2 separate regions of the Homo sapiens genome follow, and region 1 is linked to region 2. A link is an interaction called in ENCODE POLR2A ChIA-PET data of the cell type or tissue named here. Cell type or tissue: IMR-90. All regions are shown on one strand. Each heading gives the region's core, and the rest is flanking DNA. Links, peaks and the distances in the headings are about the cores only. Region 1 has its middle 24 kb from the start of FZD1. Region 2 holds the start of LOC124901695 (a long non-coding RNA gene).

Region 1 (15,288 bases), core at 4,968-12,967, 54 kb after region 2:
CAGAACTTACATTCTAGCTCCAAGAAAGGACATAGGGCAAATACTTTAACCATTCAATCATGCATGCAAGTGTGAGTTCATGCCAGTTGGTATAAATTGTGTTAAGTCTTTTGGTCGGGAGTTATAGACAACTCTGGAAAACTTCATGAAAGAACTGAATTCATGGGAGAGACTGGAGAAGTCTAACAGGATCCAAGGAAGAGATAAACAAGTGCAGGAACAAAATTAGCTCTACCTCTTTGGCAACAGTTTGTGAATCTTCCTTCTATTATGTTTCATTAGTGTGACTTAGTTATCAACAACTGTAATCATTTCAGTTAAAAAGGGAATGTCATTGGTCCACCCTGTATTTAGTGTCTGCCTTTGGACTAACTGGACTGAGCTAGGGATGTTGGTGTTAGAGGACAGACATAGCTGTTGAGGGCCACCCCTGAGCAGCAGGTGAAGGCCCCAGAAAAGAGGTCAGGCAGTTTCTGCAAAACTTTCTATATAACAGAGGTGGTAATTGTCCCAAGAGCATCTGACTTAGTTTTGGGAAGGGGATGGATCAAAGAAAGTTTCACTGTGGATGAGAAATATAATCCCATTACCTGACGGATAAAGGAGTTAGCTAAGTCAAAATGAGAAACAAAAATGTGGGAAGGAGAGTGTGGGACATCATGATACAGAGAAATGGCATCTGCAGAAACTCAGAGGCAAGAAGAAATAAGACATATTTGAGGACTGGTGAGAAGGCTGGATTATAGCTGACAGGGCATTTTCACTCTGGTGGATTGGAGGCCTTATCTCAAGCCCTACATCCTTTTTATCAGCTTTCTTGGGAAGTCAGTGGGACTCCTGGTGGCCAGCAAGGAGTTTCTGGGCAGGGCATCCAGAGCAGGCTCTTCTCTAGAGTTAGTAATAATGCTAGTTGACACCTCTGATTTATAGTTGTTTTTGCCTTCCAGAAATACTCATCTTTTTTGCAGAAACATATTGGTTTTTCTTTTTGAAAAGAAAAAAGTTGATGAAAATTCATTTCACCCACTTTCTCTAGATTTCATAGATGTGCCACCTGATCTTTGTATCTATAAAACAGACCTATATAAATTCTAACTGAATTTTAAACAGTTTTTAAAGCAGGTCTTAAATTTTAAGATTCTATAAATTATTTTTCTATTAACCTAAGGCCAGAAATTGAGCTTTTTTGTTCTTTTGGAGAAACAGTAACTACTAAAAGCTGCACAAGATGAGATTTTGACCCAGATTTATTAACACTTCAAGAAATAATTCCAAATAATATTGTGATAACTTGTAGTGATTTGAGCTGAGCAAATGTGGAGGTCTGTGGTGGATTAAAGACGGCTGCAAATTCCTTGCCATTCGTCTCAACAAGATACGGGGTTTATTTCCCCATCCCTTGCATCTGGGTTGGTCTTTGAGTACTAGTAGAATGAGGAAAGAGTGATACCATGCTGGCTCCAGGCCTAAGACTTCAAACGTCAGGCAGCTGCCATGTTTGTGCTCTGCCAGCTACCATGCTATCCAGCAGCTTCAGTAGACTACTGAACCATGAGAAGACATGGAAAGGTTCTGGAGGTTGAAGCACCATCTTGTGAGTACCAGCACCAGCCAAGCTCCCCACTGAGTGCAGTTCCTGAGTGATCTCAGCTATGCCCTGTGGAGCAGAACTGCCCAGCTGAGCCAAGTCAACTCACAGAATTGTAAGGCATAATAAATTTTTGTTGTTTTAAGCTATTCAGTTTTGGGATGGTTTGTTATACAGCAATGGATACTGAAGCAGGTTCCATGTGGATTTCTTTTCCATTTCTTTAGGAGAAAGTGGATTTCTTGGTCTTTTGCTTATTTGTTTATTTTGGTTCTTAGTATTTTTTGTTTTACTAATACTTTAAAAACTGTTTTACTAACAATTTATACCAAAAACCAATAGCAAAATAATGAATCTTTCTTACTTTTCAGTCACCCAGTTTCACTCCCAGATGCACCCACTTTTGGTAGTTTCTTAGGTATTTACATAAAAGCACAAACATATGTATTGTCTTTTTTTCATTCCTTTCTTTTTACGTCCAGATGGAAAGTTACTTTACATGTGATTTTATACCTCCTTCTCATCATTTACCAACGTATTGTAGAAATAGTTAACACCAATACTCAACACCCTGAAAGCCGCCTCATTTTTTAATGATTATATAATATTCTATTACGTGATATAATTTATCTAACCAGTCTCCTATTCATTGGCATTTGCTTCTAATCATTTATTAAAAATAAAGCTGCAATAAATATCCTGTAACTATATCATTTTGCATATGTGCATGTACATGCATATATTCCTAGAAATGAAATTGTTAAGCCAAAAGGTATATACATTTTACATTTGATAGTTGATACCAAATTAACCTCCATATAAGTGGTATCAAATTATACTCTTACCAGCAAAAGGTGAGAATGTCCATATCTCTACACATTGAATAACACATCTAGATCAAATTCTTCTATTGTTTGTTATAGTTCTATGGTTGATTAGCTAAGATTTTCCAATAATTATAATTTTACCTCTTTTCCTTTGCTGTTTTGTATTTTATTTCTTTCTCTTGTCTAATTATAGTGGCTCGTACTTTCAGAACAATATTAAATAATACTGGAACTGTCCTATTCTTTTGTTTTGTTTTGTTTTGTTTTTTGAGACAGGGTCTTGTGCTGTCACCCAGGCTGGAATACAGTGGAACTATCATGGCTCACTGCAGCCTGACTTCCCAGGCTCAAGCAATTCTCCCACCTCAGCCTCTTGAGTAGCTGGGACTATAGGCATGTGCTACCATTTCTGGCTAAGTTTTTTTTTTTTTTTTTTTGGTAGATGTGGGGCCTCACCATGTTGCCCAGGCTGGTCTTGAACTCCTGGGCTCAAGCCATCCTCCTGCCACGATCTCCCAGAGTGTTGGAAATAGATTACAGGCATGAGCCACTGCACCTGGCCAACTGTCCTATTCTTCCTTGAATGAGAGCACTTCTACTGTTTTCCCATTAAGAATAAACCTGAGAAAAAGAATAAAGCTGACATTTGAGATGAAACATTTATCATTTTAAAGAAACAGTGTCCATCTATTCCAATCTTTGAGAGCTGTTATCAAGAAAGGATGTTACATTTTATCAAATTTCAACATCTGTGGAATAGTCATATGAGTTTTGTCTCTTTCAATCCATGAATATGGTGAATTACATTAATAGGTTTCCTGATGCTGGAGTATACTTACAATCTTAGAGTAATCCTTGTATACTTGGTAATGGTATATTAATCTTGATATTTTTCTGGTTCCTTGTTGCTCCAATTTTTATTTAGGATCTATCTATCTATCTATCCATCTATCTATCTATCATCTATCTATATCTATCTATCATCTATCTATCTCTATCTATCTATCATCTATCTATCTCTCTCTCTCTATTATCTATCTCTCTATCTATCTATTGAGACAGAGTCTCTCTCTGTCACCCAGGCTGGAGTGCAATGGTGTGATCTCGGCTCACTACAACCTCGCCTCCTGGATTCAAGTGATTCTCGTGCCTCAGCCTCCCGAGTGTCTGAGACTACAGGCATGTGCCAACATGCATGGCTAATTTTTATATTTTTTGTAGAGATGGGATTTCACCATGTTGGCCAGGCTGGTTTCAAACTCCTGGCCTTAAGTGATCTGCCCACTTTGGCCTCCCAAAGTGCTGGGATTACAGGCAGGAGCCACCACACCCGGCCTGCATTTTAATTTATAAATGAAATTGGTCAGTGGCTTTAAAGGATACTTGACAGGAAACATTCTGTCAGACACAAAAGTAATAATAGTGTGAGTGGGTAAATCACCAAATGAGAAATTACAGACAACAGAGAGAATGCTGAGGAGAAGGGAGGAGGCCACCTCTCCTATGAAAGAGGATCTGGGGGAGACAATCCAGGAGATCCTGAGGCAGCAGGGAGGAAAAGCCAAAGGGACTCATATCAGACAATTGGGTCCCTGTCAACTGGAGCTAAAGATCTTATGCAGAGGAAGGGCGAAGTCAATGCTTGGAATACTGACCCATTACCCATTAGTGAAATAATTGAATTGCATGTGTAAAAAATAGGCAGACTAAGTATCAAAATATCTTAAATCACAAATGGTAATTCACTGCAATTGTTCCAGTGACTGGAAGAGAAAAATAACGAATTTTCTATAGAAAACATGTAATAGAGAAAGTAAAAGCAGATTTGACCTCCTGGGTTCAACTCCTAGCCCATACATTACTCATCCCAGGGAATTGCCTGTTCATTCCTTCTTTGGTGGAATGAATTCTTCAGCACAGTGTCTGCAATGGAGGAGGGACACATTTCTGCAACAAGGGAGATGGCTCTTCTCGGGACTAGAGCTCCCCTTCATTCAGGCAGTAGGCAGTGTCTGGGCAAACAAGCAAGTACACGTCCCAGGTTTGGTAGAAGTGGCCATCTGGAAGCCCTTCTCCTTTCCATGACCCTGAAAAGTCTGTTTTATGTTCTCTCACTGAGGAAGGGAGCTGAAGCTGGAAATCATTAAATGTTCTCAAGTGTCCTGAATGTCTGCAACCCTGAGGATGAATCGCTCTGACTTATTTGTTTAAACGTCTGATTTTAGTAATGATATCACCAGAAGCTATTAAGCTTAATATGAGGTGAGATAATTTACAGAGCTTATTAATACATGTGACACTGCCCATACTCTGCTCCTGCAGCTCATTAGCTGGATGACTTTGGACAAGTTTATTCAATGACGCCGAGCCTCAGTTTTCTCATCTGTAGAATGGCTATTATAAAAATAGCTTTCCTGATTACCTCACTGGGGTGTTGTGTAAGGATCAAATGAGATAATAAATGTGTACAGCACTTTGAAAGCAAACATAATGTATATTGCATAAATCACTTGTGAAAAACATCTTTGCTTACTATAACAACTCATCCCAATTCTGGGGCAAACTGGTGGGAGAATTTTACTCTTTTTCTTTTTCCAAAGCACAAATGAAGAAAGGATTTCCATTCTTCTATACTTTTAAGAGGTGCCTCGTTGACTCTAATGAGATGGGTTGAGTCGCTGAGCCTCTGATACCCTTTTCTGACACCTTTTCCACTCACTCTGCTAGTATACCAGCTAGCCATCACCTAGATTACAAACACAATCAGAGGGGAAAGAATCATTGGCCTAAATAGGAGGATTCTGCCTGAAATAGGGTTAAGAGGCTAACCACTGACATAGGAAAAACTTTGGCTTGAGTAAATGAGAAACAGAACATTTGCAACAAATAACTATTATAAGCCTAATGACTGCAGAATGCTCTCATCAAAAGAATCAGACTGTGTGGATTCAAATCCCGGCTCTGCCACTTGCCAGCTGAGGGATTTTAGGCAAGTTACTAACTTCTCTGTGCTTGTTTCCTTACCTGTACAATGAGTAGTATAATGGTACCTCCTTCGTAGAGTCATTATGAGGATTAAATAGGTTAATATTTAGAGAGCTCTTTGAACAATGCCTGGTGCATGCAAGTGCTACATAAAGATTTATTATGTTATCTGGCAGAGAGTATTTAGTATGTCAGACTCTGGAATTAAGCCTCAATGTTTGTTTGCTAATTAGAGAAGGTGCATGCCATTGATGCCACATTGAATACAAGATTTAAAGAGTCTATGAGTTTACAGACCTAAATGTAAGTATTTTCAGAGACATTTTCTGCATTTAGCATTAAACTCCCCCACAAACACATTACAAATACTTTCTTTAGACAACATCAAACCAGGTTTGAGGTCTCTGATTTCAGATTGGGTAATCCATTTAACCTCTTCACGCCTCAGCTGCTCTCTCTGTAGAAATGCAATAAAAAAAGCTTGCTTCACAAGGGTGTCATGAAGATGAAAATGAGATAACGTTTGTAAAACTCTAGTGCTTGCCAGGAGAGGCGCCGCCTAAATGCAGATTGTAATTATTAACATTGTCTCATATCCTACTGGAGACCAGTTTGAATGCCATTATCTTATAAAATGACTAAAGCCAATCTTAGAAATTACAATGTTAGGGGGCTTGGGTAGTTAGGAACATAGTTGCAGACAGCTTCCTGCATAAAAGCAGTTGAGAAGGCGCCACCAGACTCTGCTGTTAAAACTCACTTGTGACACTACCTAGAGTCCCCTAGGGTAGAGTCTGAGAGATCTTAGGCACTTTGCAAATATGGCTCTCTAAGGCTTACCCTCTGTGACTCACTAGCATTACCAAGTCCGTAGAAATCTGGAGCAGGAAGATTTGGAGCGTTTCCTACTTGAAGTTCATTAGCTGCATTGACTTTCAAAGCTCTTTAGAGGAGTTTAAAATGTTGGGGAACTCTGTGACTTTAATTCTCTCCTGCCTGTTCTAGGTTTACGTGGGATAGACAGTAGCTGACAAATGTTCAATAAGTAAATTAATAAATTGAAAGAGGCAGAAAATTTTTCCATGAAGTTTTACTATTTCTAGTGGAGCATAATATATCAAAAGGGGAGAATCAAAAAATTGGTGATAAGCAAGTTGATTTTAGGTGGCACACAGATGCGTATTCTATACACACACATACATACACACACACATATGTATGTATTTACACACACATGTGTGTGTATGTATGTGTGTATGTATGTGTGTGTGTGTGTGTAAGTGTATAAAAGTTAAATATAGGACATGAAACCTGTGGATTTATGGATATTATTGCTTAGGACAAAGATAAAATTGGTAGTTGAGGGCCGGGAGCAGTGACTCACACCTGTAATCCCAGCACTTTGGGAGTCCAAGGCAGGTGGAACACCTGAGATCTAGAGTTCAAGACCAGCTTGGCCAACATGGTGAAACCCCATCTCTACTAAAAATACAAAAAAAAAAAGCCGGGTGTTGTGGCACACACCGTAATCCCAGCTAATTGGGAGGCTGAGGCAGGACAATTGCTTGAGCCCGGGAGGCGGGTTGCAGTGAGCTGAGATCGTGCCACTGTGCTTCAGCCTGGGCAACAGAACAAGACTGTCTCAATTAGACCAAAAAAAAAAAAATCGTAGTTGAGGCTGGGTGCAGTGGCTCACGCCCGTAATCCCAGCACTTTGGGAGGATGAGGAGGCCTCAAAAAAAAAAAAAGTGTTAGTATCACCCGAGGTCAGGGGTTTGAGACCAGCCTGGCCAGCATGACGAAACCCCATCTCTACTAAAAATTAAAAAATTAGCCGGACATGGTGGCACCCACCTGTAATCCCAGCTACTTGGGTGGCTGAGGCAGGAGGATTGCTTGAACCCAGGAAGCAGAGGTTGCAGTGAGCTGAACTTGCACCACTGCACTCCAGCCTGGGCAAGTAAGACTCTGCCTCAAAAAACAAACAAACAAGCAAACAAAAAAACAGTAACAACAAAAAGACAAAATTGGTAGTTGAAAAAGATGGCTGATAGTGAGGAAAAGAATGTATTTGACTTAAATAAAAAGTAATTAATAGTAATAGAAAATAATGCCATTTTTAAAGCAAAAATCTCAACTAAAGTTAAGGAAACACTATGTTAGAAGAAAGATGAAAGCCTCCGTTCCTTGTTTTAAAATTTCTGAGTGTGGGATTTAGCTCCCAGGGCAGAATTTAGAGAACAATGATTTCTTCCATCTGGATTGATCATCACTGTTTGTAAAGCATTTTTACATGCTTTCACTTATTTTCAGGTCAGACATAATTGTTTCCGTTTAATACACGAGGAAACAGACTCAGTGTCCTTGAAAAGTTGTGCAATAGCAAGCTGGCAACTGAATAAAACTCTGCATATGTTGTAATACTGTTTAGGGAAAAGAATCATATGCTTAGTGATTTTTACAAAGTAGAGAGCTATTTACTGAAACCAGCAGTCCTTTATTTAACTCCTTGGAAACCCATATTTCTAATGGTGGTCCTGTTTATCCAGAGCCTTTCATCTGCCTTATGCTGAGTGTTGTGCTGAATATTGAGGCCTCAGTGGGGATCATCTGGTCTGTTCTTTCAAGGGCCAAAATCTGGACAGAAGTAACACACTGCTAGCTCAGTTAGGCCCCCAGTCATGTGTTGCTTGAATAGTAGGGTGTTAAAATTGTTTAAAAATCTATTGTTAGAAGCTAGGCACAGTGGCTCATGCCTGCGATCGCAGCATTTTGGGAGGCCAGGCCAGGAGGATTGCTTGAACCCAGGAGTTTAAGACAGTCTGGGCAACATAGCAAGACCCTGTGTCCCCAAAAAATAAAATAAAAAATGAGCTGGGTGTGGTTGTACGCACCTGTAGTTCTACCTACTCAGGAGGCTGAGGTGGGAGAATCGATTGAGCTCAGGAGTTTGAAGCTGTAGTGAGCTATGATTGTGCCACTGAACTCCAGCCTGGGTGGAGTTCTCAAAAAAAATATTTATATTCAAGAATCTGGAGATTTTGTTTAAAAATCTGGTGGCTAGCTTCACTTAAAACCCTCTAAATATCAGGCAAGACCAGGTCTGAATTCCTGTTTATTTAGCCTTTGGCTGGAGGTGTGTGCTCTCTAGACTGACATGGCCCTTCACTGGACTCACGTCTCCTTCACTCACTTACCCTGCAGAGCCCAGGTGCAGAAAGCAAAGCAGACAGGGCAGCAACTCTTACAAACCAGCTCTTCCTGGGGAATAAAATGAACACAGTGGACATTAGCCTAAAGTGTGAAAACCCAAGCTGGGGGAACTCAGCTATAGTTTCATGGAAGCTAAAGTTAAATATTAACATGAATAATATTTATCATGTTGCCTAAGAAATATTTTTACACCTTTGGCTGTTAACAAAATTCTTGCACATTATTTGCCATTTGTACCAAAACTTTGAAAAATAGACTAAGCAAAAATTATTATCCGTGTTTTACCGATTAGGATATTGGATATCCAAAACTGAAAGAAGTTGCTTGGAGCAGAGCCTGAGACAGGGATTGGGTGTGTGTGATTTATTGAGAAAGTGCTCCACAGGAAAATCCTGGCAAGGAGACAGTGAAGCCAGAGAGGGAAGGGGAAGGATGTGGTCTCATGGAAATTCCATTCTTGGCCTGGATCATGGGGGAGGGCTCTGAAACATTGACCACACCACAGAATTGCTTCCTCTTGAGGCCAAGGTGCTGGTCTTCTATGCTCTTATCCACCAGTCACTGGCTGTGGCCTTCTCCCACTAACTTCCTGGGTGAGGTGTCTCCCCTATTAGCACAGGGCAATTTCCTCAGAAGTAGAGGCATTTGCGGGCCTTCAGGAGCCAACACCCAAAGCAGCTGCAGCAGAGTCACTAGCTCAGTAAATGGAATCTAGGAGGGGCCACGACAGCAGCATCTTCCATTTTCCTAATACCACACACACAGTTACTCACAGTGAGATCCAAATAACAGCACAATGCCTAGTGCGCACACACATACACACACACCGTACACACTGTGTTTCAGGAGGTGGCAATTGCAGAAAGTACACAAGCTTTTCTTCCCACAACAGCAAAGTCTCAGGATACATTGTGAGAATTTGCGAGGAAATGGTCCCACCTTTATAAAACTGAATGTCACAGCTAATTCTGTGTAAACTCTGAAAATAATTAAAAATTAAAGTCTAGGCCGGGCATGGTGGCTCACGCCTGTAATCCCAGCCTTTGGGAGTCTGAGGCAGGCGGATCACCTGAGGTGAGGAGTTTGAGATCAGCCTGGCCAACATGGCAAAACCCAATCTCTACTAAAAATACAAAAATTAGTTGGGTGTGGTGGCAGGCGCCTGTAGTTCCAGTTACCCAGGAGGCTGAGGCAGGAGAATTGCTTGAACCCAGGAGATGGAAGTTGCAGTGAGCCGAGACGGTGCCACTGCACTCCAGCCTGGGCGACAGAGCGAGACTCTGTTATAAAAAAAAAAAAAATTACAGTCTAAGTTTTTATAGAGTAATAGACAGATAAAATAAAAGTATAATACAGATACACATAATATACATACACACATATATGGAACATATAGATATAAATGTATGGATGTAAACATAGATGTAAGATGTGATTGTTAATGTTTGGGAAAAATCTCTTGCCCCAGAAAATGGAAAAGCTTTGTGTTTAAAGAGTTTAGAAAATAGCCAGGCGTGGTGGCTCACGCCTGTAATCCCAGCACTTTGGGAGGCCGAGGTGGGTGGATCACGAGGTCAGGAGATAGAGACCATCCTGGCTAACACGGTGAAACCCCGTCTCTACTAAAAATACAAAAAAGTAGCCGGGCGTGGCGGCGGGCGCCTGCAGTCCCAGCTGCTCGGGAGGCTGAGGCAGGAGAATGGCGTGAACCCGGGAGGCGGAGCTTGCAGTGAGCCGAGATTGCGCCACTGCACTCCAGCTTGGGGGACGGAGCGAGACTCCATCTCAAAGAAAAAAAAAAGAATTTAGAAAATAAACTCTCCTTTCACAGAGCCTACCCCCTTGGGTTTTGTCATAAGAAGAAAAAAAAATGTCCGAGAAATATCAGGTTGTACATCTGGCATATTCCTGATTTGTTCTGAAATAATTTGAACTCAAGTGCATTTCCTCAGGTATGGAAGTATACATTTTGCTAAGTGTGGATAGAAAAGAAAGAAGGGGAAAGGAGTCTAATGCTGTATGAAATAGGGTTAGATTTTAAACCTTTAAAAATGTTTAGATACAGATTTTAGAAACTTCTCCTCATTGAAGGATACTAAGCAGGATGATATCCCTCATGACAGGAGACAGTCAATATTAGAAACTGTGGCAAACTAGGGAAAAAATAAACCGGCAAAAGCCCAAGGTAAAATACAGTTTATTTTATTTTCCTTGATTTCTTTCCATAACACCTTCAAAATACCATTCCAGAGCGATGATCATAACTGAATATTTTACATAATGGAAAGCACAGGCACCTCAGATCTTCTTCTGCATGACAAATGTTTAATTAGAAAAATAATAAGATGGAAATGAAATTGGCATTTACTATGACTGGAAGAGAGAATTGTCCTGGAGAAAAAAATCTAGTTTCTGTTCACCAATGGCAAAAAGGAAAAGGCGGGAGGGGGGAAGCAAACAAGAAAAAAAAAAAAGAAACTTAAATGATTGCTGGAAACAAATCAGAGACGAAAGTGTAAGGCTTGAGCCCATAATTTGGGTTGAATCTCTCTCTCTCTTTCTCTGTCTCTCTGTCTCTCTCTCTCACACACATACACACACCCCAAATCCCAACACAATTAAAAAAGGAAGAATGTGATATGTGACATTAAAGTTCTTAAGTTGAAAAAGACCTTTTTAATTGTTTCTGGGGGAAAAAAAAGCCAGGCCCTCTAAATGTTGCATTTCCATCAGATTAGATAAAGTATATACCAAATTATTATATGGTCCAATTCTGCACTGCATTAACAACCTAATTATAACTGTGAAATAATTCAGTGAGGATCCATATGCTAAAATATGGTAATTGTGTGCTTTTTGAAGAACTAGTTGTGTTTTCCAGTATTTTTCTGAGACCTCGTGGTGGTCTGTTGCCTTTGGTCAGTGATTTACAGGCCATAAGCCTCCTCCTCATCAGAGAATATGAAAGCTACAGTCATTCCCTGCCTTTGCATTTATTTGCAGATTTTTGTTTCTTTAACAGGAACACATCTTATCATAGAAAAGGTGGATAGGGTTCCGCACATGTTTTTCCCTGAATCTTTTGCCCATTTCAGTCCTGCTCTTCTGGATGCTGGGTACTGAGTTGGGCTTCTGGCTACCCAACATGCAGCAAATGCCAAGGAGCATTGGGTTAAAGGATGGCGTTCGGTTCTCACAAGCTGGAGTCCTTGGGAGAGCACAGCTTTCTTTAGACATTCCAAACCTGGGGCTCTGTGGTAGATCTAGAGGCTGTGTGGTAGAGCTAGGTGCAGGAAAGGGAATCAATGGGAAAGGAGGGATTATAGCAAGGTCATCAGCCTGAATTCTCATCCCTCAGCAACTCCTTCCCCCAACTCACTTGCAGTGCTGCCTTTGATGGTCAGATAGCAAATCAAATTTCAAATTTTGTATTTGAAAACACAAAATTTGCCAAGAGCTCCTGCTCTGGGGTCAGACTGCCTGAGTTTGAATATGCCTCCACCACTTATTGACTATGTAACTAACTTTCAGCAAGTTATTTAATCTCTCTAAATCCCAATTTCCTCATCTGTAAAATGTGGCTATTAATAGTATCTACTTTATAGTTTGTTTGTGAAGATTCAATGAGAAGATGAATGCAGGGGCTTGTACAGCCCCTGGCACTGGAGAATATTCAATTTATATTCATTTATTTTTTCTCTTATCATTGTTATTATGAACCAGATTTCAAGTGACACAATCCTAAATCTTAAATAAAATTTTACATGATTTCTATCAGATTTGAGGTATGTTATTCAATAGGAGAAAGTCTATTTCTCCCTCATGCCATTAAATAGTTACTCCAATTTCAATCTATCACTTCATATTAGAAGTTTAATATTTGTCCACCTCCTATTGACAAAAATTAATCTTGTTTAAATTTAGATGAAAAATTTTACATAACTTTAAAATGTGCAGGAGAAATGATCATAAGGGATCTTCTTGGGGTGATGGAAATGTGTTAAAATCGGATCCTGGTAATGGTGGCACAACCCTGTACATTTACCAAAAATCATTGAATTGGTCTGGGCGTGGTGGCTCATGCCTGGGGCTCAGCACTTTGGGAGGCTGAGGTGGGCAGCCCATTTGAGGTCAGGAGTTTGAGACCAGCCTGGCCAACATGGTGAAACCCCATATCTACTAAAAATACAAAAAATTGGCCAGGTGTGGTGGTGCACACCTTAGTCCCAGCTACTTGGGGTGCTTAGGCAGGAGAATTGCTTGAACGTGGGAGGCAGAGGTTGCAGTGAACGGAGATTGCGCCACTGCACTCCAGCCGGGGTGACAGAGCCAGACTCTGTCTCAAAAAAAAAAAAAAAAAATCACTGAGTTGTACACTTAACACAGAAGAACAGTAAAGCTGTTTAAAAAAGTGGATAAGGGGTTTACCTATTTTTTGTTAACAAGTACAAAAAGTAGGAAGGCTTGGTTTATTTGCTAAAGTACTGGGCCACAGAATAGTAAGTGTGCTTCATTCCATTGCAGCTGATGTCATTGAGTTTACCTCACAGTTGTTCTGGTTTTATGTCTTGTTTTTAAAATGTTTACTTATTTTAGGACGAGGACAAATTAATACCACCAGATGGAAGAAGCCATTAAAATTATTAGCTATGAACTGGCCTGCCCTCAAAACGCTACACAGCAGGTCCTCAACTGATTGGAACATCTCTGCTATCTCTTTGTGTGGTGTCCAATTCAAACGGTTACCATCCCGTTAGACTTTGGCCTTATTTTCCTTTGGTAGGACATTGTGGAGAGAGGGCCCATCCTTGCCTCTTTATCTAAGAAATATGAAACTACACAGATAACATTTTGAATTCTTTTTTTTTTTTTAATTTTTATTTTTAGTTCCAGGGTAAGGGTGCAGGATGTGCAGGTTTGTTACATAGGTAAACGTGTGCCATGATGGTTTGTTGGAGTTCTGTTTTTTTCTAGCCACAGGGTCTAAATGAAGTTTGACATCTGTCACTTAGTTTCAAATTCAAGAGAGGAAATGATACAATATATCTATCAGTGAGTGCTTGCATTGTGACAACCAGGTTGCTCATATCTCATGCTTGATGGGAGCATCCATCCAGCTTCCTAGAGCACCTATGAATGAGGGCAGCAATAGGACTGCCATGGTCAGGACCACAGGTTTTATTAATGGAGGGAAATTGGAAGCTGCTCCAATTCATTTGTCCTTTCATTCAACATGCTTTTGCTGAGTGCCTCCCGCTGTACTAGACTCTGGGAGTTGAAAAGAAAATGAGATGCCCTGGGGGGTCTGAAAGGGTAGGGTAAAATCAGAAAGATTTGAAAATACAAAATCAAGAGTAGCCCTCGCTTGTGAGCATGTGAGTCTCAGAGAGAGCCCCATGACCCTGAAGCCTCAGCTGCAGGTGCGATGATGGAGAAGGCGTCTGCAGAAGGATCCATGTGGGGAAAGTTTTGGGAAGTCCCTTCCTTTCCATCCCTATTGCCCAGATTCAGGCCAACATCACTCTTTACCAGGCCTACTGACTGTAAGGGGCTAACAGATCTCCTTGCCCCCAGTTCTAGCCCCTCAAATCCATCCTCAAAATTCCCAAGAACGATCTTCCCAAAATGCAAATCAGATCATTTGCCAACATTGCTTAAAACCCTTCTGTAGGTTCCCTTCACAGCCACACTCATCGGCAAGGCCTCCCTGAGCTAGCCTGCCTGCCTCTTTCGGCACTTCACCCTACATCTCATGCCCTGGCAAAAGCGAACTGCCAGTGTGCCCATCACACCAGAGCACTTTGGACAACCACTTTCCCTCTGCCTGTGCTTAAGACCCTGGACTTTGCCTTCAGACAGCTCTGGGTCTGACTACTGGCTCTGCAGCTGCCTAGCATTGTCACGGTGCGGGAGTCATTTTGCCTCCTTAAGCCTCAGTTTGTGAAGTGCGATGATATGCCCCACAGGACTGGTTCTAGCAATTTCTCACAACAGAAAGATGCTTGAAAAACAAACCTGGAAAACCAGCAAAGCTTTCTCTATGCAATTAACATTTTCTTTTTAGCACTTAAAATATCGTTAATGGTATGTATTCTATTTTGTAAAGTTCCACACTAGTGACCCACAGACAAAGGGTCATCTCGTTTATGTGTCTTGCATTATGGTTTTGTGGTTCCAGATTTTTATTAGAAGAAAGACGATGAGCTCCGACATGGCCCATGGCCCTTCACAGGTGCCCTGGCTTAGCCCTGTCCACACAGAACAGGGCAACAAACATGTGGAGAAAAGAAATAGGAAATCAGCAGAGACAAGTTTCCCTTCTGCTCATGGGTCACAACATTTATGTGCATCCTATATAGGCAGGCGCGGTTTGGGTGTCTTTTCCATGTGACCAACAGAAAACAAATTCGGACAGACAGAAGGCAGGAAGTTCTGCGAGCTGCCTCATGGTTATTGTTACTAAGGAAACCAATTCTTTAGTATTCATGTGTTCAGCAGACGGCCACGCTGAATTTCTGAGGCTGAATCTCTGAGGCTGAGGCGGCATCACAGAATGGCATGAGGGAGAAGAAGGGATGAAAACAGCCAAACAGCTAAATACAGAAGCTGTTTAAAAATATGTCAGTAATTTAGCCATCAACGATGGTTTCTAGTGGCTTTAAAAATGAGATCATA
Region 2 (15,288 bases), core at 4,509-12,508:
AAGTTATGTTCTCTAAAGAATAGAAACATGAAGCTTCATGTGAGGGGATTCAAACCAAAGTTAGGAATTATAGTTCACTTCAGAAGGCAGGTTTTTCAAAACAAATATAGACTGAAGTAAGAAGGTTAACGTGCCTTTAAATGTTTGCCTTTTCTATATAAATAGGCTTATTATTTATTGAAGGTTTTTGAACAAATATTTATTGAATACTTACTATGTGTCAGACATTGTTCTCAGTGTTTAGAATATCTCAGTGAACAAAAAACGAAGACCCTGACACTGTGAAAGCTTAAGTTTGAGATAGGAATGCTGATAATAGACACAAGCATAATAAATAAATAAATTATGTAGCTTGTTAGAAGCTTTTTATACAATACAAGAAGCGTTTCCATATAATATGGGGAGGAAAAGAAGAAGGAAGGTACTATAATAGGAGAGCAGGAGGTGTTGGGGCACAATATAGCATAAAGAGGCAGAGCAGGCTTATTGAGAAGTGGTATTAGCATAAAGACTGAAGAGCTTTTCAGGCTAAAGTAACAGCCAATGCAAAGGGCCTGAGAGGGGAGTTTGTCTGGCATGTTTGAGGAACAACAAGGAGGCCAATGTGGCTAGAGCAGGGCAAATTGGGCAAAGAGAAAAAGGATCAGACAGGTAACTGGGATCCGAACACTTAGGGCCTAGCAGACCATTGTAAGGACTTTGGCTTTTACTCTGAATAAACTGGGAGCTGTTACAAAATTCTGAGCAGAGAAGTAGGGTATTTTTGGTTTTTTGTTTGTTTGTTTGAGACAGGGTCTCACTCTGTTGTCCAAGCTGGAGTATAGTGGTATAATTCTAGCTCACTGCAGTCTAGAATTCCTGGGCACAAGTGATCCTCCTACCTCAGCCACCTAAGTTGCTGGGACTACAGGTGCACACTACCATGTCTGGCTAATTTTTAATTTTGTTTGTAGAGAGAGGGTCTCCCTATGTTACCCTGGCTGATCTCAAACTCCTGGCTTCAAGCAATCCTCCTGCCTCAGCCTCCAAAAGTGTTGAGATTACAGGCGCAAGCCAGCAAGCCCCCCCACTGGGTCCATATTTAGGTTTAAAAGGGTCACTCTGGCTTCTGTGCTGAGACTAGATGGTGGGTAGAACAAAGATAGAAACAGAAAGGTTAGGAAGCTGATGACGGTGGTGCAGACCAAGGCGGCAGCAGAGGTAGCACTGAGAAATAGTCATGTTATGGATATAGGATGAAGGTAGAGCAAGAGATTTTCTGATGAATTGGATATGGAACATGAGAAAACTATGAGTCAAGAATGATCTCAAGGTTGTGACCTGAGCCCTGGGAAGATGGTGTTTCCATCAATTGAGATGGGAGTGGCCGCCAGAAGAACAAGTGAGGGGGCCATATTGGGAGTTCTGTTTTTGACATATTCAATTGAGACAACCAAATAAAGACGTTAGTAGATAACTGTATGTGAGCCTGGAGTCAGGAGAGAGGTGTGGGATGAAGAGGTAAATTTAGGAGTCTTAGGCATTTAAGTGGTATTTAAAGCCATGAGATTAGATGAAATCGCCTAAAAAAGGAAGTAAAGATAGAGAAGAAAAGAGAATCAAGAACTGAGCACTGGAGATCAACATTCAGAGGGAAGGTAGAAAAGGAGAAGTCAGCAAATGAGACAAAGAAGAAGCAGCTAGGAAGATAGGAGGAAATTCAAGACAGTGTGTTGTCCCAGAGCCAAACGAAGACGGGTCAAGTAAAATGAGAAGTGAGAATTGGCCACTGCAGTTAGCAACATGGAAGTCACTAGTGATCTTGACAAGAGCAGTTTCAGTGAAGGAGTCGAGGGAAGCAAAAGCCAGACTGGGGAGGATTCAGAAGATAATAAAGGAGAGGAATCAGAAATGGCTACTAAAGACATCCCTTTCAACAAGTTTTGAGGCAAGCAATCCAAAGAAATGAGGTGATAACTTGTAGGGAAAGATGGGAGAATAACAGCATGTCTGTAAGCTACTGGGAATGATCCAGTAGAGAAGAAACATTGTGATAATATAGGAGTCAGAAAAGATAATTGCTAAGGCAGTGTCCCGGATGGGAACTAGTCATGGCTGGAGGGACTGGCTTTAGTTAGCAAAATGGAGACCTTATCTATGATAGCAGGTGGGAATGTAGCAGATGAGAGGCAGATGGAATGAGTGTGGACATGTGATTATAAGGGTCAGGGGAAGTTCTCTTCTAATTGCTTCAGTTTTCTCAGTGAAGTAGAATGCAATATCATCAGCTAAGACAATACAGATGGGAGGAGGAAATGTCAGAGATTCGAGGAGAAAAAAGAGAATATCAAATAGTCAGTGAACGGGTGAACAAATGGACTAAAGAGGCGTAGGGTGATTAGTGGAATCAGGACGGGTTCACTTGAGTTTGTGCTTATGAATTTAAAGTGAGATCAATCAGCATGGTTGTGTTCTTTTCTTCTCCAGCTCCAGTAAGTTACCCAGGTGCAGATACAGAGAATGCAGAGAGTTTAATTTTAAAAACCTGTGGTTTTTTTCAAACAAGCATTAAAAAAAGTAGAAAAGCAGCAAGGAAATTTTTTTCCTTGAAGGTGTGTGCAATTGAGAGTGATTATTGAGGATGGAATTCAGCTGGGTATGGAGGGGAGTAAGGACGTGAAGTGGTGATGGACAGTGAAAGGGTGGTAGAAGAATTGGAGGTCCCAGTCAGGTTAGAGTATTAGAGAGAAAGTCGGGCAATGTTGATCACATGTAATACATGACATTGAGAGAACGAAATAGCATGGTCTAGCAAGGCCTGCCCATGGGAGTGGGGACTGCAGAGGGGAGGCCACACAATGAGGGAAAAAGAGGTCGGGGATCTAAGATCACAAGACACTAGAAAGATGATTCATGCATATGGAGATCACCAAGAAGTTAAAACCCCAAAAGGTAAATTAAGGAAAACAAAGTTATGCTACAACTGTGCAATGAAATATTATACAGTCATTAAAAACAGAATTTTGGAAAAAATAGTTAAAGACATGAAGAAATGATTAAAAAATGCTAAGGGAGTAGGGAATCCAAGATATTTAATTTTATATGTAGTACAATTCCATTTTCTTAAATATATCTTTGTGCATAGAGAAAAGACTTGAGGAAATAAAATGTCAGTGGTATTTATCTCTGGGTGAAATTTATTGTTTTCTATGTATCTTTATTATTTTCTAAATTTCCTACAAAAAAATAGGGAAAAAATCATTAACAAAAAACAACAAAAGAGAGTAAACATATTATCTCTGGTGCATTAAATTTCATAAGAGCATTTTTAAAAATAAATAATTTAGTCACAGCTCCCAGATTTCCCACTGTCTTCTGTGTGTTAGTTCACTTAGGTAATGTGAGATGTGACACAGTTTTACAGCCAATTTCTGAATTTTCTTTCATCTTCAGACGGTATTTTTTCCATATAAGAGTTTTCTTTTCAGTCAATTGAAACTCTAGAAAGTTGTGTTTCTGTCCAAAAGTTCTCCAAATGGAGATGTTCAAATTTGAAGTAAGCTTTCCTTCTAGAGAGGACACATGTCCTTTACAGAAAATATGGGAAAACAGTAGCTATGTTTCTAAAGCTTAAGCATCCAAATCTGGCATGGAAAACTAGAATGGTTATAACTTAGATTGCTTTAGTAGATGCTTCTCCCATTCAGGGATAAGTTGAGCGGATAGGCTTCAACTGTGGGGTCTTTGTCCTTTGGTAAGGTACACTGAAGTAAGCATATTTAAAGAGAATGTCAGTTAATTTTAAATTTGTAATTAAGTCTGGTTCAAAGTAAAAGTAAATACACACAAACGCACCCTTCTCTCCACCCCGGGAACAAAATACATGTTTGTGTTTGTGAACCTAGTGGTCGTCTTATGTTTCACTTTTAGTTTCAGCTTTTCCTAAAGGTTTTTATCCCTGACCTATTAAAAGAAACTCCACAGAGAAAAAGACCCCCCCCCTCCTTGACTCTCAATCAAGTAGATTTCTACCTGTCCTTCTCTCTAACATCCTCTGTAGTCTCATGTTGACAATAAAGAAATAGGTTAGGGAAGATAATATAAGAAAAGATTTAGGATTGAATCACATGACATTTGATTTGAAATTGTACAAAATTGTGAAAGCATTAATCTCATGCTGACTCGGTCTGAGGAAAAATCCCATTTATCATTTTGGAAATTTTTTTATTTTTAATTTAAACCAATTTACAATACAACTGACACAAGAAAACTAAAAAGAAAATGTGGCTGAATTTTAACCATTGAAAGTTCATGTTGTAATCTCTGCAGAAAAGTCTGGAGTAATTTTGAGAGGAAAGAAAACATTGTCTAAAAGCTGAAAAAATATCGCTTTTAAGCATGGAATTTCCTAAGTCATGAGAATCTGAAATCACACTGCTATTTCCCTGGCTACTAATTTCAAATCCTTGCCACTCTTGTCTGAAAACCTACTGCCTACAGCCTGGCCAGAACACGGGGTGGGGATGCTCATTTGTAAAAGGCTGCCTGTATCTCGCTTTGCCATCGCCCCATCCCTAACCACAAAGCCAAGATGAGTGAAAAAGAAGATCCCTATATTTACATCAGATTTACATTAGACCTTCAATTCAAACATACAAAGTGTGCAGTGACTAGGCAACTTATAGCCCTTCTTACCATAGGAACTTTATTCCACTTTTATGGTAGTATAACTAGCCTGAAGATGAGGGAAAGGCCTGAGAGGTCATCTAGAGCAGTGGTCCTCAACATTTTTGGCACCAGGGACTGGTATTATGGAAGACAATTTTTCCATGGACTGGAGAGCAGAGGAGGGGTGGCGGGGGTGGAGTGAGAAGATGGTTTTGGGATAATTCAAGCACATTCCATTTATTGTGCACTTTGTGCCTACTATTATTACATTGTAATATATAATGAAATAATTATACAACTCTCCATAAAGTAGAATTAGTGGGAGCCCTGAGCTTGTTTTCCTGCAACTAGACAGTTCCATATGGGAGTGATGGGAGACAGTGACAGATCATCAGGCATTAGATTCTCATAAGGGGTATGCAGCCTAGATCCCTCATATGCACAATTTACAACAGGGTTTGCCCTCCTGTGAGAATCTAATCTAATGCCACTGCTGATCTGATAGGAGGTGGAGCTCAAACAGTAATGTGAGCAATGGGGAGTGGCTGTAAAAAACAGATGAACCTTCTCTCCCTTGCCCCCCAGCCCAACTCCCCTGCTGTTGTGTGGCCCTGGTGTTTGGGGACCCCTGATCTAGAGCCCAATCTTGTAACTAGGAAGGCACATGACTCTCTCCAAGGTCAAGAGGCTGAATAGAAACACTTAAATGAAGACTTCAAAATTAGATTCTCTTGTGTACATGTATCTACAGTAGAGTGTTAAACACACATCTACCTTCACAGTATTCAAATCGCTCTTTACTAAGGATTTAAAGAAGCAAATTTTCAAAACTTGGCTATAGTTACTGGCTCAATCATTTGCTTACTATAAACTAGAATTCCTTCTTATTTAAATGTAACATTTCAATTGCAGGAGTTCAAATACATTGTGTCCTGAATAATCTTAAGGTACAAATATTTCAAAATAATACTTTAAATAGAAAAACCTGTCTTTGGTACATTAACACTGAATTTTTCCCTTTCTTCCTAAGCCAGCCATGAAATACCTACTGATTCTAAATGAAGTAAGAACTTGGTTATGTGATTCAAAAATGTCAAGAATCTCTGGCCTGCATGATCTAAGATAAATGGAAGTTTGTGCAACTAACATGATTTTGGTAAAATGTATTTTTTAATTAAAAGAGTCATATAATTATATTAAAAGCTGTTTATGTTAAAACCAAAATCAATACCAGTGATAATAACTAATACTTACGAAGTGATTACTAAGTGTTAGACATTGTGCCTAAAGATTTACTATATTATCTTGTTTTATACTTTCCACAATCCCTTGGGGATAGCTATGGTTATTAGGCTCATTTTACAGTTGGGGGAACTGAGCACTAGAAAAATTAAGGCATTTGCCGAGATAATAAGCTAGCAAGTGGCAGAATTGAGATTGGAGCCCAGGTAGTCTTAACCACTCTATCAACCAGCTCGCATAGAACAGTTATTAGCAAATAAGAAAAGTATGGCTTTGTATGAGTTTAGTTTTCAGTTAAATGGTGTGTTTCACTGATGGCTGATGTGATTAGCACCTTATAAACCTTGGAAATGTTGCTTGTCAAGCATGGAAAAGTAAAATATTTGTGCTTGCTATTCTGTTCCCAAGACTAATTTTTAAAATTCCATAATATGTTAAGGTAATAATAATGAAAAAATTAATTACATAAACAGGCCATTAGGTTAAAAGCCTACACAAGCATGACCTACCAATTTTCCAAACTGATGGTAGAAATTAGTATGTTGATGGACTTTAACCACTGCATAAAAATAACCCAACATGCCCTTGTAAATCATTGTCGAACTCATTACTCATTACAGATTGTACTTCTCATTATCATGCCACATGTAAAATCTTGACAAGATTTGTCTGACATCCAAACAAACTCTTATAACTAACTCAAGCAGCATGTTTCTATGGTATGTCAGCCCGCTGCAGGTGTTTCTCTATCACAATGAATAATTACATCAAACAAAGACAAGAAATATTCTAAAGCTGACAAAACCGCACATCTGAAATCTGTATTTTCTACCTCTTGGGAAATTAAAATCTACAAGTATAGGGGCTTCAGTGCCCATGTCTTGGGGCCATTCCAGGATTATAAAGAAAGATTTTTTTTTTTTGCAAACCCAAGTATTATAACAGTACAGGAAATTAAACTGTATTTATAGACTGGACACCAGCACACCAGCATGCTTTCTTAGCTCTTCAAATCTCCCAACAAAAATAAAAACACTAGCAATCAAATGGGTGAGCAAGAAATGACAAGTATTTTGACAGCTCTAGAATACTTTGAGGTATTTTTAGCATATTTCTGAGTCGTATTAGCTTAACCTGTTATAGAATATAAATGAGCCCATATGGCACAGATGTAATTATGCTCCATGTGAGAAATCCCTGTAGTAGGTTAAGGAGGGGGCTGGAAGAGAATACACCAGCCCCCACCTCCCTCCCCACCCTCTCCCCCTCACCACATGTGCCTTCTGGAGGGCATGATTTACACATCATTTGCATTGAGAAGAATATGAAGAAACACAATGCTAACAACACAGTACTGAAAAGGGCAAGCAAAAGATTGGGGATCCCTAAGGGTGCTGCTCTCTGTGACTGACATCCGGTTAGGAGTAGAGGCAGTTTCCCCTGGGGATCACATTTGATGAAGCGATCTTTGATTATGTAGGCACAGCAATCATAAGGCATAATTATTATTACTGCAAAAGAATGGGCAACAAATCTCTGGGGAAAGCCTCTGTCACAGACACTTTGCTGGCGCACGCTGGAAGCGAATGTTCTCCCAAGGATCATTTTCATTCCAACCTGATATTTAGCTGAAGCTTCTTTGACTACCAGTCATGAAACATTAAATATAGATTAGAGCCAGAGAGATGTTGAAAGTTGAAATTCACCGGAGGTGCAAGCTTGTGTCCTTGAGAAACAACCTTGAATGCTGTCCAGATGTTGTAGCAGCAAGGCAGAATGGTCCCAAGCTGCAAGGAGCCAGCCACAGAGGAAAGAGGAGATGTTTAGCATTCTACCAGCCTTCTGTTTGCTTTATCTGTACTACATTAATTTAGCAGAGAATCCTAACAGGCTGTTAGTGGTAGATGTTGCAAAGTGTTCACTATCCCGAAAGAATGAAGAAATGCTTTTGCGCCAAGAAGAGGAGTAATTCAAAGCACGTAATTGATTTTCTACAGTTTCAAACTGTGATAAGACTAAGGTCTAGCAACAGAAACATATCTTAGCAGTTTTGTCTGTGTTTCTCGATGAAATAAAAAAAGAGAACCCCCATAACTAGTAGATGGTTAACTTACTTTGAACATCTCACTAGATATTAACAGATATTGCAGTGGAATTTGGAATAAATTGGTTTGATTTGGAATGGTTTGCAGAAGGCAGCTGTGCTGTAGGAAGCAAAATTCATTGCCCAGGTGTGTGATGGAAACACCTTTCCCATTTCCTCAAGGAACTGGGTGTGCTGCACTTACATTCAAGACTCTCTCCACTCCCCTTACCTCACCCACTTTTGCAGAACATGAATCAGAGGGAGGCTCTTCTGGTATTAGTTAGCAGGCAACACGCTTCACTCAGGGAAAACTCTTGCTCACTATTATTCCCAGCAAATGAGAGATATTAAGCCAGTCACCCTAGAGGCAACTGACCAGCTGTTCTTCTTGTTCATGGGAAACAGAGGAGATGAGGAGGTGAGCACCAGGTAGGGATAGGAAGTGAGACCTAGGAACTCCTTGCCGATGAGGGCTGACAAGTGCTGGCTTGGATGAACAAAGAGTTTTTATTCCCATAGACCTTTAGAAACAGGAGGTACTGGTTAGTTCCTCAGGTCTTTCTGGAAGTGAAGAGCTGGATTAGATGACATGTAAGACCACCCCCTCTTTTCCAGCTCTCTTTTGCCTTCTAGCAAACTAGCAAACGAAAATTCTCAATCTCTCTCCCACCAAAAAAAAAAAAAAAAAAAAAAAAGGGAGGAGAACCAGAAGCTTTGTCTGAAGTTGCAACAGTCACTGGGGGTCTCTCATCATAGTGCTTCAGGGCCTAAGGTGATCATTAACAGTCAGCAAGGCAAGTTCCCTGAGGCATGTGAGAGCAGGGAGACCGCAGAGTCAACTCTTACCTTTTAAGCATCCCTCCCCCGGCTCTTGTTAGAGGCCCCTTCTGCAATGCCAATTCTGTGTTTATACTGATGGTGGAAATAGATATGTATGGAATAACCCCAAAGTCATGTTAAACAAATACAATTCACTAAAAAGGAAGAGCCAGTCCCTGCCAATTTTCATCAGTCTTTGTTCCACTTATGTAAGAGCCCTGGCAACTGGGCTCAAAAACAACCTCAAGAGATATCATCATACTCCATCAATGGATAGCCCTCTGATAATGGGTTTGGAGTGGGGTTGAAGGGTGGAATGGGAAATGTTTCACCAGGGAGGTGGCCCTTCAACTGGCTCTTATAGGGTAGAAAAGGATTTTGTTGGAGGTTTGGGGTGCTAAGGAGGAGATTCCTGCAGCTGGATGGCGCAGTTCAAAGCACAGAGACTTTGAAATTGCAAGTTGTCAGGGAACTGCAAATAGTGGGGAAAAGCTAGAGGGTAGTAGATAAGTGGGGAGAGAAAAATAAGCTAGATGGATAGAAGGTGGTCATCCTAAGTTTTCCTGCCATTAAAGGGTCCTGAATAGAAGTAAAGAAAGGATTGAGCAGAAGTGATCAAATCAGTTAGTATTATAGTGGTCCAGGTGTGAGAGGATGAGTTCCTGAACTAGGGCAGTGACAGTGGGGATAGAAACTACAGGATGAATAGGAGAGAAGTTAACGTATAATCTACTGGACTTAGTATCTTTTACAATGTGAAGAATGAGGGCAAAAGGGAACCTGGGATGATTCACAAGTAGAGTGAGCAAAGAGCAAATACTGTCCAAATCATTGAATTTCATCTCCAAATTGTTTATTGTGTTACTTGAGAAGGAAGTTTGTTTCTGTATTTGACTTTGGTTTGATTTGGGGAGGCTTCATTTGGATTTCCAGGTATCCCCTTCATGTAGCTGTCCCTAACCTTTTTGGCAACAGGGATTGGTTTCGTGGAAGATAATTTTTCCACAGATTGGGGTAGGGAGGATGGTTTTGGGAAGATTCAAGTGCATTACATTTATTGTGCATTTTATTTCTATTATTAATACATAGTAATACATAATGAAATATACAACTCACCATAATGTAGAATCAGTGGGAGCCCTGAACTTGTTTTCCTGCAACTAGATGGTTCCACCTGGGAGTGATGGGAGACAGTGACAGCTCATCAGGCATTAGATTCTCCTAAAGAGCATGCAACCTAGATCCCTCACAGGTGCAGTGCAAATAAGGTTCATGCTTCTCTGAGAATCTAATGCCACTGCTGATCTCACAGGAGGTGGAGCTCAGGTGGTAATGTGAGCAATGGGGAGCAGCTGTAAACACAGATGACACTTTGCTTGTTTGCCTGGTGTTCGCCTCCTGCTGTCCAGCCTAGCTCTTAACAGGCCACAGACCACTACTGGTCTGTGGCCCAGGGTTCAGGGACCCCTCCCTTGGTGGACAGCAAAGAGAAAGTGCCTGGATGAAGGAGAGGAAAGAGGGCAACTGTGCTGGGAGCCTTCAGATTGTGGACAGTGGAAGTAAGGTGATGATGGTCACCAGGAGAACCTTATGAAAAACTAATATACCATGTTCTAAAAGCTTTATTTATTTTATTATTTTATTTTTGAGACACAGTCTCGCTCTGCTGCCCAGGCTGGAGTGCAGTGGTGCAGTCTCGGCTCACTGCAACCTCCGCCTCCCAGATTCAAGTGATTCTCCTGCCTCAGCCTCCCCAGTAGCTGGGACTACAGGCAAAGTGTTGAGATTACAGGCGTGAGTCACCACACCCGGCCCTAAAAGCTTTTTAAAATTATTCTTTCTGACCCAACAAATTACACTTGTAGAAACCTATCTTAACAAAATGACCAAACTGCTGTTTTCCATTCTAATGATGCTGCAGTGAACATTTCTAAAATGTTCACTGCAATATCATTAGAATGGAAAAAATTCCACGTCATCAATAATTGAAGCGATTAAATAATTGCTCTAGAAGTAGTAATGCAGAGACATAAGATAACAAAGTAAAAAGCATAAAAATTGGAAAGGAAGAGGCAAAATAGTCATTATTCACAAGTGAGATGGGTGTACCTGTGGAAACCCCAAGAGAATCAACTAAAAAATGGTTATAAACGATAGAAAAATTCAATAAATTGACAGATTGAATTATTGGTAAAAAATGTCAACAGTTTTCGGACCAGTGCGGTGGCTCATGCCTGTAATTGCAGCACTTTGGGAGGCTGAGGCAGGCGGATCAAGAGGTCAGGAGATGGAGACCATCCCGGCTAACACAGTGAAACCCCGTCTCTACTAAAAACACAAAAAAATTAGCCGGGCATGGTGGCACGTGCTTGTAGTCCCAGCTACTCGGGAGGCTGAGGCAGGGGAATCTCTTGAACCTGGGAGGCAGAGGTTGCAGTGAGCTGAGATCACACCACTGCATTCCACCCTGGGTGACAGAGCGAGACTCCGTCTCAAAAAAATATATATATATTTTATATATATATATATATATATGAACGAAAAATCTCATTTGCCAAGGAAACATAAATGATTTAATAAATGGAAAGGTATATCGTAATTTAAAAAGATTTAAATATCCTACTTTAGGGAAAAACTGACTCAATATTAAAAAGTCAATTCTCCCTAAATCAATCTATAAATTTCCTGAGTTTTCCAATAATACCAGTATGCTGTTTGTTCGTGATGGTAGTTTTGGGCATTTTTGTTTTGCTTTGCTTTTGAACAGGCAAAATGATTTTGCCTAGTGGTGGGGTTTAAACTTTATAAGATTTAAGAGTGATGAAAGGATACTAATCTTATTGGTCATAATATTTCAGTAAATAAAACCCTTAGGCACTGGTAATGAAGTACATGACTAAATTAATGGAAGAGAATGGTGAGTCCAGAAATAGAAACAAATACTTACTAGAATTTAGCATGTGATAAATAGTGCAGCATTGATCTGGTCTTAAATTCTGAGATGAAATTCCCTTTAGAAGAAAACTGGTAGTGTTTCAAGATTCAGTGGATTTTGAGTGAGCAATAATTTGCCTGTTGGAGAATATTATAATTTTGTTCCATTCTTTACAACAGGCCAGGATGGGTAGTATACTTGTTTCAATGCAACTGTTTTTTCTAATTGATATATATATAATTATATAGCTATAAGTAGTCTCCACATTTGTATTTATAACCAGATACCCAGGGCACACTGTATGTGTGACATTTTTGCTTAATGCAGTATTCATGGGTGCCCAGAGAAACAAAACCATTACATTATTATCTTTTAAAAAAGGGTTGATAGGTGAGGCATTTAAAAGTTCTGGCTAAAATAAGGTTTGGGGATTATTAACGGATTTAATTTCTGCAAGCCAACTCCATGACACATTACCATGGCTAGCTAAGCATTAACTGGATTTTCCATCCGTTTCCCATATTGTTGAGCTCAACCTCAACTTTTCAGCTTGGGCAAATCCCTTAACCCCTGTAAGCCTCAGTTTCTTCCCCTGTCAAATGAAGGGGTTAGGCGAATTGATCCCTCCAGGCCTTTCTCACTCAAAGCTTCTGTTATTCTGGGTACAGCAGCTCGTTGCCACCCTCTGTTGCACAAAACATAAGGTAAAACAAAAGGAGAAGTGTGCTTAGCTAAAAACAATGCAGACATTGTAGGTAGAGTAGTTACCAGTTTAGAACAATGGTTGCCAGTCTTTCTTGAAACTGCGGTTCTGTGCCAAAAAAAAAAAAGTATGCATCTCAATATTTGTAAATACACTTACTTATAAATTCTACACATGTATTGCTATATGTGCTTATATATGTATTAAGGTATACTGTAGTAATGAATTATGTTCATTTTAACACATCCAAAAAATATAAAACTGTAAATCCTAGCATTTTCTTCCAACACTTCAGTGGGTCATCTTGCATATCCTCTAGAATGACTGGTTTAGAGACAGAATTAGTTTGCTCTTCAATTAGTATATTTAATAGGGAGCAAAACTGGTGGAGCCCAGAAGCTTTTTCAATTAATCTGTGGGTGAGGGGTAGCCAAGTATGCTTGAAAAGAAAAATCTTTTTTGAATCTGAAGTCAGAAAACCCTGCTCTGACGATTAGTAGAACACTAACGAAAATGCCATTTCCCATCCCCAGGGACTTTTACCACTATCCTTGCCTCTTAATTCTTCATGCCTTATTTTCTACACATGTTAAATAGAGTTCATACTACATCCCCTATAAACCTCACAGAGTTATTGTAACAAAATAGATTTTATATGTAATGTATATAGATTATATATAGTAACAAAGTAGATTATATATAGAAATCTATATATAATATAACCTCTATATAATATAGATTATTATCTGTATATAATATATACAATGCATTATACAAATGGGAAGTATAAGAATTATTGTTACCAAATGCACAAATAGTATACATTCTAATCCAGTTTAACCTTCTACAATTGACCTGATTCTTACATACACATAAACCTAACCAAAGAGTACCATATACTGTATCCTAAATTGATCAAGGTTCTAATTAGGAAAAGGAACAGGGAAATTAAGTTGAAAAGCCTTCTGAGAATACTGTTGAGCTTCTCATCTTTGTAACACATTTTATTCCTGGGTAGTCAATAGATATTTTAGTGGCAGAGCCCCCCTACCTATTCTGCTTACACCCTGCTCCCCGTGCCACTCACTCTTAGCCACTCTCCTCCAAAGTGCCCCACCCTGGCAGTATTGGGCTATCCCTTCTTGGGCACTGTCCCACGCTCTGATAAAACTTATCTGCCCTGTGATCCATTCTTTCAGAACTTTGCCATCTCCTCACTAAGAGAACAGTATCCATGTGCAGATGGCATAAATGCCATTTATTGATGACAAGTTAATGTATGACCTCTGGCCAGGTGTAAGCCTGGGCCCATGAAGCAAGGACTACAGCATCATTGGCAACTGTCCTTCCCCATAGTCAAGTAGGACCCAGCAGGAACCAGTTATTGCTTCTTGAACTCAGGAGTGCCCCCTGCTGGGATCCTACAGTGTTCCCCAATCTTCCTCGGTGTCAACCTCTGTGCCTTGAAATTGATGGCAGCTGACATTTATTAACCACTTGATATGTGTCAGGTTTTATTGTAAGTGCTTTAATTCATGTTTTAATTCATACAATCACCACAACAATCCTGTGACACTGAAATGATATATCAGAATGGAAATCAGCTGACTATCAGTCCTGGATACAGGTTTTATTAATATCCCATCTTGACATTTTGAAGGTGAAGAAATATGCTTTTATTCGACAAATATTTTTGAGCTCCTACTATAACCCAGGCACTGTTCTAGGCCCTGAGCATACTCCTATAAGCAAAACACAAAAACCCCTGCCTTCATAGAGCTTAGATAACTGTGAAGTTAATGAAGAAAATTTTTTGGCAGTGATCTTAAATCAAACCAGACAGTGAGCTACTTCCCCTGCTGGGCCTTGCCTGTCACAGCTGAAAAGCTGCTTCTCAACTTGTGTGGAGCTATCAGAGTTATAGTCATTGGACTGGCAGTCCAGCTGCTCTCATAGATGGCTTCAGCTCCAGCTTCATTTGCACCCCTGTGGGCACTGGGAGGTGAGTTGCCAAACTTCTTCTCTCATAAAGGCTCCAAGAAGTGGGCTGGGACAACGCCAGAAGAGTTCATAATTCTGTCTTTACCAGCTCTGTGGACAGAGGAAGAGTGCCGACGCCAAAACGTTAAAAAAGTTATAAAGTCACTTGGAAAGAGCTTAAAACAAAACAAGTACACTTTGCAATGGAAATTTCCAGCTACATGTAAGAATTTACTAAAGACAGAACCTCAACTTAGTTTTAAAAAAGAAGGCAACTTCCCTTTGTGAATTAGGAACAAAGTAAATTAAGATCTTGATCTCATGGGTACTCTATTTATAAAGAAACATTCTACCATTAGCATTTTGACAGGACTGATGTGGCCAGCTGTGATGAGGAAGCATTGTGTTTGTAAACTTTACCTCCAGGCTTTTAACATTCAAATGTCCCTTTGAACCTTGGAAGGCTACTATCTCAGAGAGAAAAAGCAGAAAATCAAATAACTAAAGTGAGGGCACATCAGAACTGCTGGGACAGCATGGCCTTGCTAAGGAAGGTAGGCTGCTCTGGGGTCGCCAGTGGATGTTGAATAATTTGCAGATGTAATTTTCTAAACTGTGATGTGGGGTCAGGAGGGGGATGATGGTTGGGGGGACTAGGGTCACCCTAACAATGTAAACATTATGCTGCTATCTTTGCCCTCGTACTCGATTTTTATTTCTTCTGGTAAATTATAGTGTCTTATATTTTTCTGATTTTAAAACAGTACATGGTTAGAATAAAAGAGCAAGCATGGCAAAACTAACAATCGAAGGTGACAGTCCCTCATAGTGTGACAATGCATTCCAGTTTGTCCAGGGCAGTCATAGTTTATATCT

Evidence for each region. Peaks named below come from ENCODE experiments on the same cell type or tissue, not always from the same donor. Only the 100,000 strongest peaks of a DNase experiment are listed, where the experiment ranks them.
Region 1: POLR2A ChIA-PET joins it to region 2 with 15 read pairs; 3 of 35 experiments call an interaction of 5 or more read pairs at or near these places.

What each region holds. Positions count from the first base shown.
Region 1 is chr7:91,233,245-91,248,532 of GRCh38, reverse strand. No RefSeq gene overlaps it. Among named protein-coding and RNA genes, the nearest start is that of FZD1, 24 kb to the left of the region's middle. In IMR-90, for the core only: no CTCF peak of the experiment used is centred there; DNase peaks (open chromatin) are centred at 6,252 and 9,062; H3K27ac peaks cover 572 bases.
Region 2 is chr7:91,286,985-91,302,272 of GRCh38, reverse strand. It overlaps LOC124901695 (a long non-coding RNA gene), which reads left to right and starts at 14,841. Exons shown (of 2, transcript XR_007060425.1): 1 at 14,841-14,966. RefSeq lists an enhancer at 6,129-8,134. In IMR-90, for the core only: no CTCF peak of the experiment used is centred there; no DNase peak of the experiment used is centred there; H3K27me3 peaks cover 1,738 bases.